3 separate regions of the Homo sapiens genome follow, and regions 1 and 2 are each linked to region 3. The links are chromatin loops, found by intact Hi-C in ENCODE. Cell type or tissue: PC-3. All regions are shown on one strand. Links, peaks and the distances in the headings refer to the core of each region. The heading gives the core; the rest is flanking DNA. Region 1 overlaps TENM4 (teneurin transmembrane protein 4). Region 2 overlaps TENM4 (teneurin transmembrane protein 4). Region 3 overlaps TENM4 (teneurin transmembrane protein 4).

What was found. Hi-C counts contacts between places; a loop is a spot of excess contacts. Peaks named below come from ENCODE experiments on the same cell type or tissue, not always from the same donor. Only the 100,000 strongest peaks of a DNase experiment are listed, where the experiment ranks them.
Region 1: a loop joins it to region 3, with 3 times the contacts of the local background. A loop is called at or near these places in 1 of 110 quality-filtered maps.
Region 2: a loop joins it to region 3, with 10 times the contacts of the local background. A loop is called at or near these places in 1 of 110 quality-filtered maps.

Annotation. Positions count from the first base shown.
Region 1 is chr11:78,739,498-78,744,604 of GRCh38, reverse strand. The region is part of intron 19 of TENM4 (teneurin transmembrane protein 4); the gene reads left to right. Among named protein-coding and RNA genes, the nearest start is that of NARS2, 170 kb to the right of the region's middle. In PC-3, for the core only: a CTCF peak has its summit at 1,982; a DNase peak (open chromatin) is centred at 1,984; H3K27ac peaks cover 1,377 bases.
Region 2 is chr11:78,905,181-78,910,287 of GRCh38, reverse strand. The region is part of intron 6 of TENM4 (teneurin transmembrane protein 4); the gene reads left to right. Among named protein-coding and RNA genes, the nearest start is that of TENM4-AS1, 190 kb to the left of the region's middle. In PC-3, for the core only: no CTCF peak of the experiment used is centred there; a DNase peak (open chromatin) is centred at 2,477; H3K4me3 peaks cover 1,194 bases; H3K27ac peaks cover 2,500 bases.
Region 3 is chr11:78,798,732-78,803,838 of GRCh38, reverse strand. The region is part of intron 15 of TENM4 (teneurin transmembrane protein 4); the gene reads left to right. Among named protein-coding and RNA genes, the nearest start is that of NARS2, 230 kb to the right of the region's middle. RefSeq lists an enhancer at 1,260-1,761. In PC-3, for the core only: a CTCF peak has its summit at 2,112; a DNase peak (open chromatin) is centred at 2,438; H3K4me3 peaks cover 491 bases; H3K27ac peaks cover 2,500 bases.

The sequences.
Region 1 (5,107 bases), core at 986-3,485, 59 kb after region 3:
ACAAATTGGGATTCTCAATTATTTCAGTACGTGTCGGTCAGACTGCAAGTATCTTAAGAGGTGGAGTGACTCTCCCAAGTTCTCATGGCGAATCCTGCATTTGATTCAGTCCTGGCTCCCCACAAGTCTGCAAGAATGGGCAAGTCCATTCCCTGTCTGAACTTTATTTTCTCACCTTTACCAAAAGAAGTTTGAAAGAGGTGATCAGGAAGGGTTCTTCTGACTCGAATGTTTCATAATCAGGGGTTTCCCAAGAATACGTATATAGGCAGAAGATGTTGGGCTGGAAAAGCTGGTTCAAGAAACTGAGGTAGAGCGTCAGATGGAAAACTAGGAAGAGAGAGCTACAGATCAGCCTGGTGGCTGGGCTTGAAAGATGGTCTTGGGAGCTGCAGAGAGGACAATGTCAGGCTGTGACTGGAAACACCTTCAGTGGCAGTAATTTAACAGGCTCTGAAGTGAGGCTTCTCATTTGGGCCCAGGTAATGTTCTTACAAGACTTCAGGTAAATTGTAGTAGATGCTGGAAAGATCCCCATTCAATCAGCAGAAGTTAGCAGAAAACAGTTTAAGGATTTACACAAGTCAGGCAAAAAAACCTGTTTAAAATACACAATGCAAAGGAGTGATTTACATAATCAATAATGGCATAGACTAGCAAATACTTTAAAGGAGAGAAAGGCTAGATTTATCATTTGCCACCTAGATCCCAAATGATATTCCCGTCTCCTGAATACCAAAGTAGCTGCTTTCACTTAATAACAAAATAACACACACACAAAATAATAAAAGCTGCAGTTTTTCTCCCTTTGCCTTCCTTTATCTGCTTGTATAATATACATTGAATAATCAATCTAACTTTGTTTCTGGCATTCTTTTTCAAAGTTTTTCAGATCACAGGTGGTACAGATGAGGAGGGTATAGAATCAAAGGGTCAGGGCTAGGCTGAGGCAAGTGAGTCTTCCAGGGGAAGGTACCCAAGCCTTGAGGGAGAGTGCGGGCTGGCCTCTTGAAAGGGCACAACCCTTCCAGCCCTAGGTTCTCTAACCATATCCCTGTCAAGGTCAAGTAGCTCAAAGTTCTCTAACATCGCCCTCACCTTAAGTTACAGAAGCACATAAGCTCTTTATTCATTGCATAAATAATTTATCAAGAACTTACTCTGTGCCCTGCATTCGAATTCCAGAGCAAACACCTGTTTTGGAGGAGGTTTTCTTTTCCCCACTCAGAAATGACCATCAACCGTGATCAATGCTGGGAATATAGCAGTAAGGGACATGTGGTTGGTCCCTGTCTTCATGGAGCTCATGTTCTGCTGGGGAAAAGATTGTCCTGGCAGAGCAACAGCACTCAGAGTTCATGAGGAGTAGCCCAGAAGGAGCAGGAGTGGTGTATACTGCTTGGTGAATGCCCTAGGAGAGGTGGAAGTTTCCAGATAGAGGGAACAATTTAGTGATAAGTATAAGTATTGCATGAGCTCCATTAAGATTCTGAAGCCACGTGCAGTAGGGCTGCTTTAGCTGGATTGGGTAGTATGAGATTAAAACAGTTATAAATTCTTAAACATATGTTGAATTCTATTTTATACCAGGTTGGGAAAAACTTCAGCCTGCATTTGACAGATGAGAGAATGGAGGTTCAGAGAGGTCAGATGACTCCAAAATCATACAGTTAGTTCCCAGAGTCAGAACTGGGAACTATGACTCCCAGCCTAGTGCTCTTGCCACCACAGCCCTACAACTTTTCCCTGAGCAACAGTTGAGGTTGGCTTTTTATTTGCTTGATTTTGTTTTGGAGTGGTTTTGTCTCTCCAGCAGATTCTTCTGTTGATCCCAAACCTTGTCACTCTCTTCAGGAAGCAGTCAGGCAGATCTTTTCCCTTGTTGGCGTCGGCAAGGGCACCTCAGTCAGGCCCTGAGTGTGTGGTTGGACTCATGCCAGTATGTTTGACACCACCCTTGGCTTGGCACAAGCGCTCCCTCCTGGCAGAGTTCACCTAGCCTAACTGCTTGTTTTATATCCCAGCTGCCTGACATATGCCAAACCCAAGTGTTGACTCACTGGTGTCAGAGAAAACTACACGGGGGCATTTCACGTTGGCTTTAGTGAGCTCTAGCAAGTAAGTGGAGATCGTAATTCATACATTTCTGGAACTCAGCACCTAACACAGAGCCTGGCTCATAGTAGGCGCCTGATTTTTTGTGAAATTAAAGGAATTTTAGTGACTGCAGGTACATAACACAGTAGTAAGATTAAGGCCTCAGAAGTAAGAAGACCTAGCTTTAGTGTCAGCTCAGCCAAGTGAATTCATTTCTGGGTGACCTCGAGCAAGTCTTTTTCTCTCTTTCAGTTACTTGATTGTTTTTCACTTAACAAACACTCTGAGAGCAGCATCCCGTGCTTATCCTCTCTGGAGATGTGGTCCAGCCCTCCTCTGGCTCACACGTAAACATGTGAGATGGCTATATAATGCAAATGATATAAACATACGACCATCAAATACTAGAGAGATACTTATAAGGTGTATAAAAGCCCAAAGGAGGGGGTGATTCATTGTGTCAGGAAAAGTTGATGACAACCTTACTGAGGTGGTGACAGCTTAGATGAGACTCTAAGGACGAGTAGAAAATAACAGTCCAAAACTCCATTACACCAAGACAGTGACCATGAGGAAGCAAATCATGTCAAATAGAGGACTGGTAATAGAGGATCATATGAGCTAGCTGGGAAGCCAAGTCGGTGACAGTGATTTGCTCCCACGTTAATGGTTTTTCACTAAGGCAGTTAAGGCAGTCTTCCACTGCGGAGTTCTACGTTCAAAGCAGCAACTATTTCTTAGCCACATCTCCAGCCCTGAGCGAGTGCCCAACCCTCAGTGTAGGGTCAGTGTTCCAGTGGCATGCAGAAGCCAGCTTGAACCAGTTCGCAAGAACTGATTATTAAATGTTCAGAAATTCTGCAAGCTGGTTGTTAAACACAGCCATTATTAAAAATTAAATTATATAAAATTAAATAAGGTACATTAAAAACAAAGGTAATAAATACTCAAAACTTACTACTTTCTAATTATTTTGCCATGTTTGATGTTACGTTTGCTCTTGAGGTTACTCAGGACCATCGCGTCTCCACGGTGGCAGTACCGCATAATGGCATCCTCCTGTGTGTCTCTTCCCACCTCTGTGTTCAGTGGCATCTCATTGGTAGCTTGAAAACAGCCATGATGAGAGTATTTACACCACAGAAATGAGCAAACGCTGCAACTGAAGCTGGTTTTCTTTTTGTTTCTTTTTTTTTTCAAAAGTCGGTCATTAAACATTTGCCAGCACCCCACTGATAGTATCCATTAAATAAATGGATGCAGAAAGCAAGCATTGGGAAGCCCAGCACTCACATCTTTTCAAACCTCCCAGGACAAATGCATGTGGCACAAGACACAATTCAGAGGCCCCCACCAAGCTGACTTCCCATCTCCTTTGTTCCAGGGAAGGCTTTATGTTAATCTGGGCTTTCCAGACAAGTGAAAATCATGAAAACAGAACAGGGATGGAAGTGTTTTTCTCCAGGATTTAATTCCTGAGCCAAATGCCTGTGTTGGCAAGAGGCCTCTATGGCCTATCGGCGTCCAGGGAGTCAACCTAATCTTCCCCAGAATCCAAAAGCAATCCACGGGAGCCCAGGCTAAACTTGCATCTGCTCTGGCTTGCCAAGTTGGAGGCTACATGGTAGCCAAATGGTGCCGATTCAATGTTTCCCAATTATCAGGAAATCCCCAAAGAGAGATCAATCAGAGGAGGCTGGCCTGCATGTGTATTAGGGGCAGCAGCCAGGACAGCCCCAGAAAGGAAGCCATCCCCCCAGGACTGGTTTCTGTCCAGGCAGAATCCAGAGGCACATATGTCTGGAGAAGGCTGGCTGGTGGCCAGCGTCAGGAGATGAGATCTGTCAGTAATTCTCTGGAAGGACAGAGTTCCAGCAATACGAAATTCAATTGTCCTCCATTAAAGAAAACATCTCTCAGCACCAGCTGAATACAATCGGTGGAATAAATCTTCCCCATTAGCGGAGAGATAATTTCACATAAATACATTGGAAGACCTTCAGAGCAGAATTGAAAGTCTTTGCTGAGCCTCACCCGCTTAACTTGTTTGCCGTGTAATTGCATTTAGACCAAGGGCCTCGGAAGGAAACCACTGACTGAATTAGCATTAACCAGATTGTGTGGAGTGAGGTGAGGAGGGTGGGGTGGGGTGGGGAGTCTGGTGCATTGTGGGTAGTTGTTCTTGCCTTCAGAAAGGACAAGCTGACACTAGTGAGACCAGCTGCTTCACAAGCCTGGTGTTAATTGCTTTTCTCGTCCAACAGAGAAAAGTTTATCACTCTAGGAAGGTAGAGGTGTGGGTACTTCATACGGCAGTTACTGAATTTGAGATCTTTTTTTAATGAATGCCCATGGGCCTCGTCAGTAGCTCTTCCCTAGGCCAGAAGAAAAAGCCTTCTCACCTGAGGTGAATAGAGAAGGTTATGTGGTGCGCAGCACCTGCGTTTTTGACTCAGCTGTCTTTCAGCGAGGGCTTTCTCCCCAATGTGCGGATCCTTGAGGACATTGCACCAGCCAGTGCCTTCATTTCCACCCACGGCCAGTGGCAAGTGACTGGTTAGAGTGGGACCTGGAGTGGTGAGGCCCAGGTTCAAGTCCTGCCTCTATCACCTGCTTTCTATGGAGCTTCGGGCACATAATATAACCTCTCTGGAAACCAGTTTCCTCTTCCATACAATGAGAAAGTTCCACTAACTTAGGGATCTTCCAACTGACTTCTGCAGACACGGAAACTCCACAGAGTTGCCTTCAAAATCACCCCAAGGGAGAGGAGGCCTCCATCCCGACTTCATCCAGCGTAGATCTTTTCATTCGTTTTCCACTTTGGAGTCCTTATAAAATGTCATCTACCCTAACGTTTCTGTTTCTGAATGTTTAAAAAGCCACCATTCTAGATGATCTCTAGTTGTCCCATTTATTTGCTCAACCACCATGTTTTCAGTGGCAACCTAGCATTTGTTAGACATAGTTCAGGCACTGTGAGGAGAAAGAAAGAAATCTTGACCTACCC
Region 2 (5,107 bases), core at 1,301-3,800, 110 kb before region 3:
AATCTTTAGGACCCAATTAATGACTGCAGTGTATGCTTGGGTCATCATTAGCTCCGTAGCAAGGAGACCTTCAGGCACCTGTCTGCCATTTGCAGGGCTGGATGTGGGCACTCAGCCTGGCACCCTTTCTTGGAGCCAGAGCTGTCCTTAGATCACAGGGCTATTGACATGATTGAGTTCCTTGCCTGAGCCAAAGCTCTGGAAGTTTATGGCTTTTTCTCATGAATGTGATCTTATAAAAGAATAGTGGTAGACTCCACTGGAATCTTTCCACGAGGGAGGCACCCTGCCATCAGTCTAGGGGGTTCTTATAGCCTGTCCCGGCCTGGTTCATCCTCCACGTGGCCACCAGAAATCTTCCTCACATACTAATGTGACCCCCCACCCTCTGGATAAAGGCCAAGGTCTTTAGCCTGGCACCTCCAGGAAGTGACCACCTGGGCCTGCCCCAGTGTCTCTACCTCACCCGCAGCCACTGTTTTCACATAGCCATTTCACTCTAGTTATAAAACTGTCCCCAGCTGGCCTTGCTTCTGAACCCTTGCACATGCATTATCTTCTGCCTAGAATGCCCCTCAGACATAGGTCTCATGTCACTTCTCAGAAACCTTTCCTGAGCCTGACAGTCAGTCTGGCAGCTGCCCTCCATACCTGTGGTGCTCCCTGGGGCTGTGGCGTATGCCGATAAGAATTATTGTGGTCGACACTTGGAAAGTGCTCAGTATGTGGCAGGCCTTGATGTAAGCACCTTACCTGCATTCACTCATTGAATGCACACAAAAAAGAATGTTTAACAGTAGGGTCTATGGAGGCAGACTGCCTGAGTTCAAATTCTGGCTCCACCAATTAAAGGTTTCGAAATCCTGGGCAAATTGCTTAGCCTTTATGTGTCAGTTTCCTCATTTACAAAACTGGGAGTAATAACAGTACCTTCTTTACAGAGCTGTTATAAGGATTAAATAATCAAAGTACTTAGAAAGTATCCGGCAAGTAGTAAATACTCAGTAAATGTTAACTAATGTATGCGATGATGATGCTGATGTGTAATTTTATCATCACCAGTTTGTGTAGTATATATCTGTTTGTATATCCATTTTCTTTACTAGACTATGAGCATCTCAAAGTCAAGGACCATATTTGTTTTATTTCTCAATCTCTATGTATTCAACCTACGGTAGTCCATATTCTTTCTCTTCCTTTTATTGCCATTACTATTATATATACATTTTATAGATGAATGACTAGAGGCTCATAGAGGTGAATGTAGCCAGTAGGAGACAGAATTAAGGTCTAGGTCTGTGAGATCCCCGAGCTCTGCTCTTGTATCTTTGCCAGCTGTCCTCCCAACCACTGACTACTTGTCAAGGATGAGGCTTATCCCCATCTTTTAATCCATCAAGTCCCTGCATACAACAAGGGGCTGTTTAATATTCCTGGCTGATTAACACTAGGGCCTTCTCCTTATGGCACACCTTCAACCCAGGGCAGAGAGGTATGGATTTGGGTAGCAGCCCCTGCCTGGTTTGCTCTGAGATGCTAGTCTAATGCAGAAAGGAGCTTTCATCTTTGAATACATGGTGAGCCCATGTGTCTGGTTTTATTCTGAGTGTCAGGGCTACAGCCATTCTCATCAGTTTCTGAACTGCAAGTTCAGCTACAGGCACCCTCCTGCGACTAGAGCTCCTAGGAGCCAGCAGGTTGTCCAGAGTGGGATTCAGTGTAATAAAATAGTATCACACTTCTGTTAGATATGTTCTGCTCTTTTTCTCTCAAGGTTTTTTGCTTTGGAACCCCTGTTGTAAACGCTGAAGAGTGATCACCATGGTGATGATTCAGGGCTTTGCGATTTATTCATTCAACATGACTTTATTGTAATTGTGGAATTAATAGTTACCATTTTTCAGAATTCCTATATTCCAAGCATGGTGCTAAGTACTCACATACATTATCTCTTTTAATTCTCATAACAATCCTATAAGGTGGGCGTTATTTCCATTTAGTGATAAGAAAACTAAAGCTCCAGAGAAAGTAAGTGACTTGATGACAGTCACACAGCTTCTAAGTGGCAGAGCCAAAACTTGAACTCAGGGCTCTCTGACACCAAAGCCGAGTCTCTTTCTCTTACATACGGCTCTGCCCAGCATTGTAAAGGAGCCTCACTATGATCTTGGTTCAGGGAGGTGCAGCCAGGAGGTTTCGGTGTTCAGGATTTCTGTGCATCTAAAATGAAAACTGCCTAACGTGTTGGAGGACACTAGTAACTGCAAATATATTTAAGAACTTGTAGGAAGCAAAGAAACTTCCTGGAAAACCAGGCTTGCAAAACTCAGGTAAGCAAGTGACCTTTACTGGCAGTGGTGTGCACAAATAGCAGTAAAATGACTCACATTTGGGCTTGATTCACAGATATACTTGGTAGCTATATCTGTAAGAAGAGGGTATAAATTGGAATTTCCATCACAGCTTTGCAAGTGTACCAATGTGTACTCCCAGGTAGCGTGAGAGAAGCAACTGCTTGTGCAGGCAAAAAGCCCAACTACCTGAGTTGTTGTTCTTTCCCCGACATTCTGTAAATATTTACTGAGGGCCTACCATGCATCAGGCACAGCTCTGTGCGGACGCTGGGGATATGGAAAGAAATGACACATGGGTCTTTCCCTCAGGGCTTAGTAGGAGTTGATGGTACCCATGGCTCTTCATCCTCCAGAAAGTGGTGAAGTAGGAAAGTGTGCCCTTTCACACACACACTGACCAAGGACCGAAGAGAAGTGAGTTGTTGCAGGTCACCCAGCCAGTAAATAGAAACTATAAGAGAGTTCTCTCTTAGGCCATGTTTATCTTGTTCACTGTTTTATTCCCAATACCTAGTGTACAATACTTGGCACAGAATAGGCATTCAATAAATGCTGAATGGGTGAACTGATTCTGAGATTCCCTCCAAAGACGAGGGTGCATATTTGTCGGGGGATAAAAGAAGTCTCCTCTGTAGCCTCTCACCTCTGTCTTCCCTCCTGGCCATAGGAGCAAAAAAAAAAAAAAAAAAGGAGTCCATTCAGACCAGAGGAAACATTTGCTCTTTGGGAAGTTAATGTTTCTTTCTGGGGTTTGTGAGTGAGGTTTCCATTGCTGAGCTCCCAAATACAGAGCTTTTCCTTTGGGAACCCAGGAAACATCAAGGTCCCCTTTCTTAACATTCTCAAGCTAGAAAGGGTGAGGGAAGGGAAATAAAGGGCCTAGCTCAAGCCTCTGCAACTCTGGCTCCAGGCAAATAAGTGAAGGCCTGCATAGACCCATGGTCTAGCAGGCCCAGAGTGGTCTACTATGATTTTTTGCACACAAATTGCCCCACATGAACCTCACTTGCTTGCACTGACAGCTCAGGCCATTCACATGGCTATTCATTCAATAAACTTAATTGAGCATCTGCTCAGTTCTAGGCTCTGTGTTCACCCAGCACAGAGAAGAGAAGATAGGGACTTTCACACCTCCCAGAGGAGGCAACATGTGGACATCAGTATGCATGCTCTTGGGGAGGAAATGAAAATGAGAGGTCTGGGTTGCCTGCTGTCAGCATTCAAGAGGAAAAGGACAGATCAAGGAAGTCTTTCTGGACGGGGAGGCAGTTGAGCTGAGAGCTCAAAAGATAGAAAGGATTTGGCCCAGAACATTCCTTGTCCCCATAGAAAACATTCCTTGTCCCCATAGGAGAATTTCCTTTTAGAAGTTAGTTTTTAGACCTGGACCAGTGATCTTACTTAAAATTTCATCATTGCAGGACTTTTGACAGTTCTCCTGAACATTTATCAAGCCAGAGCCTGGTGTCCCCATTAGTCACAAAGCAAATGTCTGTAGGCTTGCCTGCCTCAGACATCAGATGCTACTGTCTTCACTGAGGACCTTTTTCCTGCATTTAGCCATGGACAGACATTCCAGGAGGTGTTTAAGTTTTATGCAAAGGCACCATGGTTTGGTAGACTGAATTTGGCTTTTGTGTTTATGAGAACTGACTAGTTTTGTAAGCCTCAGCGTCCTCATCTGTAAAATGGGAATACAAATACTGCCCCCGAAGGGTTGTTGTGAGCATTAGAAACGTTAAGGGTTTGAAAGCACACATTACAGATGCTCCAATACATAGCAGAAACTATATCAATTAAGTAAAATGCCATGAGGTTGACTCCTAGGACCAGAGCAGGAGCAAGGACTGGGTCACACTTCTCTGCTGGCCTCTTGATAACCATTGGACAGTAGTGGTTCAGCCACTGCCTCCCACTGCTCTGGTGAACTACTGCCAGCAGCCTGAAAGGCCAAGGCTGGGAAGAACATTCAGTCAGCCCAAGAGGCTGCTTCTGCTGCTGGCTTCTGTCCCAGGCTCTGTCTGTCTCCACCGAAGTGCCACCTGAGGACAGCTGGACAAAACAAATGACCCTGCACATTCTCACCTTCTTTCTCGTCCAATACTCCCTGTTCTCTGAGTGGGACACCACTCTGCCTGGACAAGTTGTATTCGCCTGCCAGGTTCTCTCCCTTCCCAGCAAGGAACATCCTTGCTAGTTCCCTTCTGGTCCAGCACTACAGAACTGCATATCTTCAGGGAGTACCATTCACATTCTGTCACCTTCCTGGGGACCCTCCTTGTGGGAGTTGAGGTTTTGGCCATTCAGATGGTCTCAGTACATCTCCTGGCCTCGGAGGAAAAATGTGGCTGGAGTGGAGGATGCATGATGGAGCTGATGGGAGAAGAGGCTGGAAGACATGGATCGGATTCCGGAGGGTTTTGTATTAATAAGCCAGGTGTGGGCTTTATGCCGAAAGTAGCAGCTTGTAATAAGGAAGTGATCCACTTAGAGGGGTTCCTGTTTCTTTCTCCCTTCCACCCCTAACTCCCCTTTCCCGAATTCCCCACCAGATTGGCTTTGTACCTCTTTGGCATAAAAGGTTGATTTACTCAAAAAGCAGAGTGATGCATCTTACACTAAAAAAATCCATAACACTAATGGTGCTTCATACTTGACTGTGCTTGATGATTTCCAAAAAGCCTTCTCCCTATCCAAGGAAGAGCACAGCTTTTGGAATATTGCTGTTCTTTCTGATTCTTAGTCTCCTCTAT
Region 3 (5,107 bases), core at 906-3,405:
TAATAAATGGTCCTCTTAAAGCTACGCTGGCTTGCATTGTTCATTATGTGGCCACAAAGCTAATTTATGATAGGTATATAACTGCGTCTTGCACTGTTAATCCCTGATGAAACCCCACAGCCTCTGAGGAGGTACGTATAACTTTGGATGAGATTACTAAGTATTCTTTAGTTAGCTCAGTAAACGGAAACAACCGAACTATTAGAAGGGACTTTGAATAGAATTATGAGATCTCCCTTTCCTCAGTCCTGGCTATACCACTCCCCGTAACTGGTGTCAAACACGTATCTGTCCTCATGTGCAAAGGCAAGAGAGAACCATGTGATGAGGAAAGTCCCTGAGTCAGACAGACCTGGGTTCAAATCTTTTTTTGGGGGTTTCAAATCTTGGCCCTGCTACTTACTAATTATAATTTTGGGCAAGTTACTTTACCCTTTGAAGCTATAAAATGGAGATAATGATAGTACCTACCTTCTGGAGTTATAGTGAGAATTATTTAAGAAAATGAAAGGCTGGGCACAGTGGCTCACGCCTGTAATCCCAGCACTTTGGGAGGCCGAGGTGGGTAGATCATGATGTCAAGGAGTTCAAGACCAGCCTGGCCAAGATGGTGAAACCCCGTCTCCACTAAAACTACAAAAATTAGCCGGGCGCAATGACAAGCATCTGTAATCCCAGCTACTCAGGAGGCTGAGGCGGAGAATCTCTTGAACCCGGATGGCAGAGGTTGCAGTGAGCTGAGATCGTGCCACTGTACTCCAGCCTGGGCAACAGAGTGAGACTCCATCTCAAAAAAAAAAAAAGAAAAGAAAAAAAGATTTGGCCCATTATATGAGCTCAATAGTTGTTAGCTGTTGTTATGATGATGATTAAAACACTCATTGGTAGAGCACTTGATATTAACAAAGACATTTGATTATAAGATGGAAGATGAAATCCCTTTCAGAAATATAGATTCTAATTTTTAAATCTCTATCCTATAAATGACTAGAAGGGTCTCATGATTGCCACAAGGCCAGGAATATAAAAGGCAGCTTTAAAAGTATTGTAATAGTGAAAACAATTGGCGTTTGTTGAGTGTCCCATAGCATACAAAGATGTTTCACATGGCAACACACACCCTGCGCAACAGCAGCCCTGTGAGGTTGGGATGACAGGTACGGTATTGCCCCTGTTCCTGTGATGAGGCTAGAGGAGTGGCCGTGACTTGCATGAGCCATGCTGGTGAGGGAGGAAGCTGGGAGTCAAGGCTTGGCCCCACGCTGGGGCAGCCTGCTTTCCAGCACTCTCCACAGGCCACGTTCCTCCTCAGCTGTCACTTCACCTCTGGAAGCTGGTTTGAAGGAGAATGAGGGCATTTCAACTGTTCTCTCTCCTCAGCCCCTGCTGTGCAGGAACTGCTGGCCTGGGTTCCACCCTGCTTCTGCCACATGTTAACCATGCGACCTTGGCAAGAAAGCTCACTTTTCTTGACTTCAGTTTCCTTATCTGAAAAATGGAGATAGTAATAGTACCTGCCTCAGCGGGTTATGTAATCATTAAAGTACATCGTTTTGGTATGCACGTAGAACAGTGTCCGTCATACAGTAAGCACTTAATGTCTTTCTACCACCTCCCTTCCAAGGGCACTTTCATTGAGTGAAAGCTGTTTTAAAGCTATTGAGTTTTTGCAGTGAAGCTATGCAAGGAATGCCTCGTTGCCTGGATTCACTAGAGCCAAGAAACTATCTTTCTGTTTAGGGAGTTAGCTACAGGGCAGCAGAACAGGCACTGGGCTTTTTGGGGGAAGAGTTGCTCCCCACTCGTTGAATGGCTTCATCATGTGGCTTAACCCTCTAACCCTTAATTTTCCCTTAGGTAAAATTACTTTATGGAATCACTGTGAGGATTAGGTGAGGAAATTTGGGCAAAGTAGTTCTTGTAGTATCTGGCACAGCTCACACCCTAGACAAACGGTAGCTCAAGTCATCTTGCTTATGCTGCTTGCTGCCTGGCATGGCAGAGCTGGCACAGACACTGCCCAGTCCCTCCCATCAGGAGCTGCAGGCCAAAGGACAAATCCCAAGTGATCCTTGCACCATCAGCATTGGTTCTGGGTTCTTGGGTTGGTAGAGATGGGCCCCTGCTGCCTGCTGCCTCCTAGGAGGGAACACTGTCTATTCCCTGAGATGAGTGTCTTGCTGTTTGGCACCAAGAACAGGATTTAATGAAAGCAGCTTAAATCAACATGCCCTGCACTCAACAACCAGCCCTGTATTGAAATGTGAGCTGACAAGTTCCTCAGCACTTTGGTTAGGTTTGTGGAAACAGTGAAGTCAGATTTTATACAAGTGTTTACTCAGTTCCCTGGCTTCCTGGCAACTTGGCTTCCAGTCTCGTCTCAGAAATTCCTCTTTCAGTCCAGCCTCATGCATGTGGTCTTCCTTCCTGATAAATCACACGACATAACTGTTGCAACAGATTCTTATGCCCCAGAAGAGCACAGGACATAGGCCCCAGTGGGACTTCACTTCCTGAGTCACTTGTGAGGATGATACTGATCATGGTGGTGGTAGTGATGGTGGGGGAGGTGGCTACTGCTGTTGCTGTTAAACAGATAGAAAAGAGTTGGAAGCGGGGAATGACTGGCCCTAAGTGACTCAGCTTACCTGAGGCAGTTTGAATTAAATCCAGGCCCTTTGTTCCCAAGTCCTCAGCTCTTGCCTCATGCCCCCTTTCTATCCAAAGAGGTGTTCATGTTGCCATTCTTATCTCTCTTTCTGACAAGCCACAGGATAGAGTAACAAAGAGCCATCCATTTCTTAGTATTTAGCATGTACCAGGCACTGAACTAAGTCCTTTACAACCTTATCTTAGCTAAGGTTCATAAGAACCCTGGGAAGGAAGTATTACTAGTATTACCATTTCCAGATAAGGAAACTGAAGCTCAGAAAGATTAAATTACATACTGGCATCCCTTTTCTCCCCCAACCCTCACCCGACTCATAAGTGGCGGAGTCCAGATTCAAACCACATCTGGCTCCAAGGTCTCTCCTAAACACTATGTTATATTGACTGATGTATTCTAATCAATCTCTCTCTCTCTCTCTCTCTCTCTCTCTCCCCTGTGAACTCTGTGAGGTCAGGGCCTATAAGTATCCCTAGCATAGGGACAAACATACATTAGGTTCTTGGTGATTATTGCATGAATGACTTAACCAGTGAATAGTCAAAGAAAGAAAAAGAGCCCCCTGGAAACACAGGGAAGAGAGGGGCTGCAGCCGAAAGCTCTGTCCAGGAAGATCCCAGCACACTACCCGACAGCGAACCTAATCCCTTCTCTCAGGACTCCACCTCCTCCCCACCTCCTCATAAACCCCTTCCCTCCCACTCCCCACACAGTGTGCTGGGCTAACACCAAATCTCTGTGCTCCTTGTCTGTCACTTCCCAGACCTAGATCATGTTAGTTTCATGCGCAGTGCCAGCCAGCCAGAAGCCCTCCTGGACAAGAGCTGGCATCATTTCACCTCCTTCAAGCCATCTTCCCTAGGGAGCAGGCCTGCTGGGCTGAATGCCTCATCAACTTTTGCATAAAGTGGGTACACTCAGCAGCACTGCTGAGCAGAACAACTCCTCCCATCTCCCCTTCCTTGTGCTTTAGTTGGCTTTTCACCCTCTTGGCTCAGAGCTGTCTCAGAAAAGGGAAAGAATTTAATCTCTTTGAGATGGTCCTTAGAATTGGAAAGGCTCACCTTTCTTTCAGAGCTTAATGGCTTCTAAAGATTTTAGCCTCTGTGGCATTTTCCATGGTACGCTTTCAAAAGCCATCCCTTAGACTCATCATTTGTCCCTGTTGGTTCTCCCTCAGGTCTTCCTTCCCCACCCTTACCCCCATAGCCTCTCTCCTCAGCCTCATAAATTTATTCCTCATTTCCACTGCTATATGAGCTCTCTCCAGTCTTGTCTCCCATAAATGACTTTTATTTGAGAGGGCCCTCTCCCTATATTTTATTCCTTAGGGTTGCTGGCTCACAGAAGCAATACATGGCAGAGATTTTGCCTGTAAAATGCTCATGCTGCGGGTTTATGATTCTTATCATTTGATTGCAATTGAGTTTTGTGGAATAACAGGTGGAGATGTTTTAGAGATTCAGTGGCACAGGTTTGGAGGTAACACGTGCAGTCAGCAAGAATTGCATGAAATTTGGAGTAGGACCAGGCTAGATTTTCAACACTAAGCTTAAGCATAGACTATGGCTAATGACACCTGCCTTGCAGGGTTGTTTTCCAAATCAGATTTCACATGTATATGGTGGCTGCATTCAGTAAGCAGTCAATAAATGAAGTAGTTTTATATAGTTTTAGAATGCATGATTAGATTTAAGTTATCCAAACAGTCCTTAGACTCTAACAAGTGTAATTCTTAGGACAGTTTATACAGTGAAGGTTTGGAGCCAGAAGGCCTGGACCTGAATCTGTGTAACCGTAAACAACTCACTTGCTCTCTCAGAGGCGCAGTTTCCTTGCAGTTTCTGAATCTCTCTACCATCCCCTTTCCCCAGCCCCAACACTGGTCATTGACTCTAGATGAAGAGTCATTATCTAGATCATTGTCTAGATGAAGAGTCAGATAAAAGCTGACACATTAACCCCAAACAACTAGGTCAGTGGCCCACAGCACAAGGGAGTTAGGGTCAGCCTCCTCTCAGCATCACAAGCTTCCTGAGGTCCATTCCAGAGAAGAGCACAACCTCCTCAGAGAGAGCACCCCACAGTAGCTCCAGACCTGCTCCCACGCTGACACATTCACTGCATTCATTCACTGAATCTTTCTGGCCTATCCTGTGTGCTGGGCATTCACTGTTTTAGGCACCGAGGATCAGACAGCCCCACAGCCTGGTCAGGAAATGAGACGCCTAATTATTCAGCATGAGCAGAGCTCTGATTGTTGTGTGTACAGTAGGGTTTGGGAGCACAAAAGCAGAAGCAGTGAACTTGGCCAGTAATGGGATGGGAGAGGAAATGGAGAAGGTTGTCACCAGCCAGAGATCTGTGAGCCAGACCCTGAAAGGGGACTGAAGGGAGGCCCCCTGGTGGCCAAGGAGGAGAGGGCAGTGCAGGCCAAGG